2 separate regions of the Homo sapiens genome follow, and region 2 is linked to region 1. A link is a contact called in ENCODE Hi-C or POLR2A ChIA-PET data. All regions are on one chromosome and are shown on one strand. The core of a region is the stretch at or near the end of the contact, and the rest is flanking DNA. Distances in the headings are between cores, read along the strand shown.

Region 1 (2,999 bases), core at 347-2,846:
CCAGGAATTCAGAAACAGTTTCATGTTGCTGGCATGTAAGTGCTTCATTGATGACTGCTTCATTGATGATCTGTAGCCCCTGCTTTGTCTCTGAAGTTCATTTTTTATGAGAAATAAATGCATAAACATACATCTACCCTGTGATCCAACAATCCCATTTCTAGATATTTACCCAAAAGAAAAGAAAATCTGTGTCTACAAAAGACTTGGTCCAGGACTGGGTGGTGGTGCATACCCGTAATCCCTTTGATAGGCAGAGGCAGGAGGATAGCTTGAGGCCTGGAGTTTGAGACCAGCCTGGACAACATAGCAAGATCCCATCTCCAAAAGAAAAAAAAAATGGTCAAGGATGTTCATAGTCACCACTTTATTCATAATAGCTACTAAGTGGAAAAGACCCAAACACCCATCAGCAGGGGAATGGATCAACAAATGTGGGCCGGGACCGATGCCTCATGCCTGCAATCTCAGCACTTTGGGAGGCCGAGGTGTGTGGATCCCTTGAGCTCAGGAGTTGGAGACCAGCTTGGCTAACATGGTGAAACCCCGTGTCTACAAAAAAAAAAAAAAAATTAGCCAGACGTGGTGGCACATGCCTGTAATCCCAGCTACTCGGGAGGCTGAGGCATGAGAATCACTTGAACCAGGGAGGTGGAGGCTGCATGAGCCGAGACCACATCACTGCACTCCAGCCTGGGTGACAGAGTAAGACCCTGTCTCAAAAAACAACAACGACAAATGTGGTATGTCCATTCAATAGAATACTACTCAGCAGCAAAAAAGAACCAACAACACAGCTCAATCTCGAAAGCATTAGGCTAAGTATTTTTCAGCAATATGCTAAAAAAGCCAGACAGAAAAGGAGTACTTATTGGATAATAACATACATATGACATTCTAGAAAGAGAAAATGTAATCTACAGTGACAGAAGCAGACCAGTTAGGGCAGGGGTGGGGAGATGGGGTAGAAAGGACGGAGATTGGGACAAGACAGAGTTTGGGTTTTTATTGTTGTTTAGAGACAGAGTCTCACTCTGTCGTCCAGGCTGGAGTGCAATGGCGTGATTTCGGCTCACTGCAACCTCTCCCTCCCGGGTTCAAGCAATTCTCCTGCCTCAGCCTCCCAAATAGCTGGGACTACAGGCATGTGCCACCACACCCGGCTAATTTTTGTATTTTTAGTAGGGACGGGGTTTCGCCAGGTTGGCCAGGCTGGTCTCAAATTCCTGAGCTCAGGTCATCCACCTGCCCACGGCCTCCCAAAGTGCTGGGATTACAGGCGTAAGCCACTGCGCCCGGCGGACAGGGTTTGTTAAAACTCATCAAGCAGCACGCCTAAGATCTGGGCATTTATCTGTATGTAAATTACATTAAATAATTTTAAAGAATGTAAAGGGAGGGACATGGGAGGGAGGAGGAAAGGCAGGCAGCAGCCGCAGGGCAGGTGTCCCAGTGACCGGTTCCCAAGCGGGAGGAGGGCGGTGGGCTCGCGGACACCAGCATGCAGTGGCTCCGTTCGGCCGCCAGGGGGGGGCGTGGGCCCTGGAAGGGCAGGCGGCGAAGGGCGGCGAAGGGCGGTGAGGGGGCGGGCCCGTACGCCGATTCCATATGGGCGCCGGCGCGGAGCGCCGCGGGGCAGCGCGGGGTCGCCATGGCTGAGCTGCAGCAGCTCCGGGTGCAGGAGGCGGTGGAGTCCATGGTGAAGAGTCTGGAAAGAGAGAACATCCGGAAGATGCAGGTAGCGGGGCTGGGGCCGAACCAGGACCCCCTTCTCAGCGGGTGGGTTCCGGGCCCTTCCCTCAGCCACCACGCGACGCCTTGCACTGCAGCCGCGTCCCCGCAGACCGGGTGTGGGCGGCCCTGGGGTCGCCGGGGCGGCCTCGGACAGGACTTCGGAAGCTTTGGCGGATCGGATGAAATCCGTGTGCCCTTGCCGTGCGCGAGGCTGTTTTCCGCCCCTTCCAGCCCGGGGCAGGAGCGTCCTCGGCGGCAGGTGGGAAGCCCCTGGTGGCAGGCGCTCGCCCCACCACCTTCCCCTCTTACGCGGCCCCTTCCGCAGGTGAGCGGCCCGAGGCCCAGCAGAGGCGCTGCCAACGTGAAAGACCAGAAAGGCGAGGACTTCCGGCCTCCCCGTTGGCCAGGTCATGCCTGCTTCTCTTGCGCCCAACCTCGCTTCACACAGCGCGGGTTTCTACACTGTTCTTCTCTGAGCCCCGCAATGCCTCTGTGTGTTTCGGTCCTGCTTCTCTCACGGAGTATGCGTTTCCCAGATAGTGCCCCTTGAGTCATTGATTAGTGGGTCGGCTGCCCTCTGGTGGAATTTGTATTGCTAGGTTGCTGACCTCTGAACCCCATGGAAGAGGCTCCTGGTTTTCAGAATTTGGCTTCGTCAGACCACCCTACCCTCACCCACTCGGGCGAACCTCTGTTCACCCAACCATCGGTGCAACAGGTGCCGATGAGCTAGCAGCAAGGACACCATGAAACACTACACTAGACATTGAGGATAATTTTCCCCAGTGGTGGTTTTAAGGTCCTGGTGTCTATTCTCAGGGAAGGTGAAAGCAGAAGGTGGAGAGAGAGGTGCAAATATCCACGTGGCCTTCTAACTCCTGTAGTGCTCCATAGTCATCTCTGTCCCCAGAGACTTTCCTACCTAACCTCTCTGCCCTTTCTCCCCAGGGTCTCATGTTCCGGTGCAGCGCCAGCTGTTGTGAGGACAGCCAGGCCTCCATGAAGCAGGTGCACCAGTGCATCGAGCGCTGCCATGTGCCTCTGGCTCAAGCCCAGGCTTTGGTCACCAGTGAGCTGGAGAAGTTCCAGGTGAGAAATATCCTAGACAGAGCACTGTAGTCCTTGATACAGACTTTTGCAGGAGATGACAAGCATTTGTTCAAAACTCTTGGCTTTAGTGTCTTGGTTCTGTTAACAGTTGTGATACTGATGGCCAACCAGTTTTCACAGGGTTTGAAATTTTGGAAAAAGTCTTGGCGGTCGAG
Region 2 (3,165 bases), core at 72-2,571, 56 kb before region 1:
TGATTCTCATTCATGTGTTTCTATATATGAATGTGAATATATAGGAAAGAAGTGATGGTCAGGGGGACAGTTTACTCTTACCATGGAATAGTAATTTTGTATAAAAGGACTGTAATAACATGTTAATTGTATAATTTTACATTAATACAATTAAGGTTTTAAAAATATGTGTGCAAGGCCAGGTATAGTGGCTCATGCCTGTGATCCCAGCACTTTGGGATGCTGAAGCGGGAAGATTGCTTGACCCCAGGAGTTCAAGACCAGCCTCTATGTAAAATAAGCAAGACCCAGTCTCTATGTAAAATAAAAAATTAGCCAGGTGTGATAGCACATACCTGCAGTCCCAGCTACTCAGGAGGCTGAGGTAGGAAAAGGATTGCTTGAGCCCAGGAAGTCAAGGCTGCAGTGAGTAGTGATTGTGCCACTGCACTCTAGCCTGGGTAACAGAGCAAGATCCTGTCTCAAAAAACATATGTGTATGTGTGTGTGTGTATACACACATACACACAAAATTTGGAAAACATGCAAAGAACAAAGAAGTAAATAAAATAACCTCCAATCCCACCTCAATTCCTAACTCTGGAACTCTTCCTTCCAGTGTTTTTTGGAGTCGGGGTCTGCTCAGCGTCACTCAAAGTATACCCAATCAGGCTGTCAGCTGCCCTTCTGCCCACAGGAGAGTCTGGGACCATCCAATCCAGAGAACTTCTCATCTAAATAGCACCTTGTCTCTACAAAGTCATTTGAATCACCCACCCTTTGTGATTCAAAATACTAAACAAAGTTATGAATTTTCCTATGACTGTTTCAATGCTTTTTTTAAAGCAGTAAATGTCAAAACCTTTCCAAACAAATGCTCCCCCTCCCTTTCTTTGTTTGGGCATTTGTTTTGTTATGCTTTGCCTTGTTTTGTCAGGATTTTTCATGTCCCTGTTTCTTGGTGCCCTAAACCCACATACAGTCTGCCTCTTGATTGATCCTATCTCTCCCCACCCCCAAAAAGGCTATGTTTGCAAAGACACACCCAGTTTGTCTGCCCCCACCCCGCCCCACATCTATTCCTCCTGTCTCAGTCTTGCCATTGTGTCCAGGGCAAGCTACAGAACAATGAATTCTTAGCAGATGATGGTATTGCCCTGTCCCCATGTTCTGAGCCAACCCCAGTTATGCCTGGCATCCGGGAGTCAGCGTTTTGTAGGCTTCTGTGACATTTGACAGCTCACATCCCACTTCTTTCAGCATTTGGAGCAGGAAGGACAGAAGGCTGCTCTTGTCACCACCAATGAGCTCATCCTTCTCCGAGAGGCAATAAGAAAGCGAAATTTCACCCCATGAATCAGGAAGCCTGAATTCATGACAAGGCACACATTCCCCAGCTTCCTGACCCACCGGCTGACCTTTCCATAAAAAGGAAAACTAGACAAGGCCTCCTCCCTAGAATAAAATAACCGATCAAACAAGGATAAGACATTTTTTACTAAAACAAACCTTTCACCCCATCGACCTGAATCCTTTGATTTCTGTATACCTTTCAAGGTCAGAACACTTTCTTTTCAGTCCTCTTGGGGATGAAGTCACACATTTCCGGGAGCCTTTCCCAACTTTAGCACTTGGGGCAGCGTAACCATGAGCATGTCACTTAACCATCCCAGTTTCTTAATCTAGAAAGTTAAACTAGAACACTCATTTCTATCTTTTTGCATTGTTGAAAGGGTTCGCTCTATAATCCTAGTGCAAAATGTGCCCTCAGCATCATTCACTATCTCATAATACTGGCTGCCCAACTAGTAGATAAATAGCACCTTGGAATTCAGATTGACCCTTCTTGGCTGTGCTGTTCTTGAGAGGTTAAGTCTAGGAAGGAAGTAATAACAATGTAAGGTCAACGGCACATGTTCCAGAGAGTCAGACTGCCTGGCTTTAAACATTCTCTCCAACACCTACTGGTGGTGGAACCATGAACAATTTCTCAAGTTCTCCAAACCTTAGGTTCTTCAAATTAAAAGTAGGGAAGTGGAAATAAATAATGCTGTGTAGGGCTTTTGTGGTGAGTAAAGGAAACAATGCATACAAAGCACTTAGCACAGTGCTTTTGATAAGATTTTGATTGGAAGATGTTAGCTATTCTTACTTTGGTGGTCACTGTAGTAACATTGTGTGAGTACACTGTTGGAGATCAGAATCATTAGGGGTTCCATCCATAGTAAGATCACACATTCCCTGGAGAAGTGTCAGGTGTGGAAGATAGTCAAAGTTGGTATAGTCAGCTGTGGACTAATAAGGGCTCTTTGGATTACAAGTGTCAGATGCTCAACTCAAAACTAATATTAATGAAAAAAAGGGGATTCATTAGCTCTTTGTGGCAGGGTTGGAGTTCGCCTTGAGCATGATTGGCTCCAAAGACTCAAAGTCATTAGGGCTCTCTAACTCCTTCCCTCAGTCCTGCTTCTCTCTGTAGATTGGTCTCATTCTCTCTTTGATGGATGACTTCCTCTATGTAGCAAGTAACCCCAGAGGAAAGACAGAGCTTCTCTCTTCCAGCATGTGTGTGTGAAATCCAGGGAAAGATTGGTTTTGAGTTGAACATCTGACACTTGTAATTCAAAGAGCCCTAATTAGTCCACAGCTGACTATACCAAATTTGACAATCTTCCACACCTGACATTTCTCCAGGGAATGTGTGCTCTTACTATGGATGGAACCCCTAACGATTCTGATCTCCAACAGTCGGCCCTGTTTAGATCATATGCCCACCCCTGGACCAATCACTGTGGACAAATGGATGGAGTATCCTGATTGGCCAAGCTAGCTCTATGCCTTTGGCCAGGGTGCTCTTCCTACCACGTAGAATGGGGGTTGTTCAACTCCACAAAGGAGATGGGCTAACGCTGTTACCAGAAAGGAAGAGGGTAAAGAATATTGATCATATCAACAGATGCCTAGTGTAGATAACATCTAGGGGTCATATTTCCTTTTTTTCTCCAGTTCAAGGTTCAGCTTTATTACTTGACACATTTCCAGTGTCTGGAACACTGATTCTTCTAAATTTGACTAATTAGAAGTTTATTAATGTGTAATATCTAATGTAATGCCAATGTATAATAGTCCCTTGAAAAGCATTTCCAAGTTAAGAATGAAAAATAAAGGTATATTATATATCATTAA

The links. A loop is a pair of places that touch in the nucleus more often than their neighbours do. ChIA-PET counts read pairs that join two places held with the same protein, here RNA polymerase II (POLR2A). Pooled maps may share reads with other maps.
Region 2: POLR2A ChIA-PET joins it to region 1 with 10 read pairs in H1. The contact joins the enhancer-like site here to the promoter of FAM136A in region 1. A Hi-C loop is called at or near these places in 14 of 168 maps with a recorded cell type or tissue (CD4-positive, alpha-beta memory T cell, CD8-positive, alpha-beta T cell, Caco-2 and 9 more), 1 of 37 single-sample maps with no recorded cell type and 18 of 50 pooled maps. POLR2A ChIA-PET finds 5 or more read pairs at or near these places in 5 of 52 experiments (H1, HEK293T, PC-3 and 1 more).

The regions. Positions count from the first base shown.
Region 1 is chr2:70,300,664-70,303,662 of GRCh38, reverse strand. It overlaps FAM136A (family with sequence similarity 136 member A), which reads left to right and starts at 1,596. Exons shown (of 3, transcript NM_001329752.2): 1 at 1,596-2,059; 2 at 2,683-2,823. The coding sequence starts at 1,652. RefSeq lists a silencer at 1,407-1,676 and enhancers at 1,362-2,310, 2,311-2,999.
Region 2 is chr2:70,355,952-70,359,116 of GRCh38, reverse strand. No RefSeq gene overlaps it. Among named protein-coding and RNA genes, the nearest start is that of FAM136A, 55 kb to the right of the region's middle. Within about 2 kb of position 1,321, at least 3 of the 41 ENCODE cell types and tissues checked have a DNase peak (open chromatin) inside an H3K27ac peak, as active enhancers do; they include PC-3, PC-9 and endothelial cell of umbilical vein, where a contact is called at or near this core.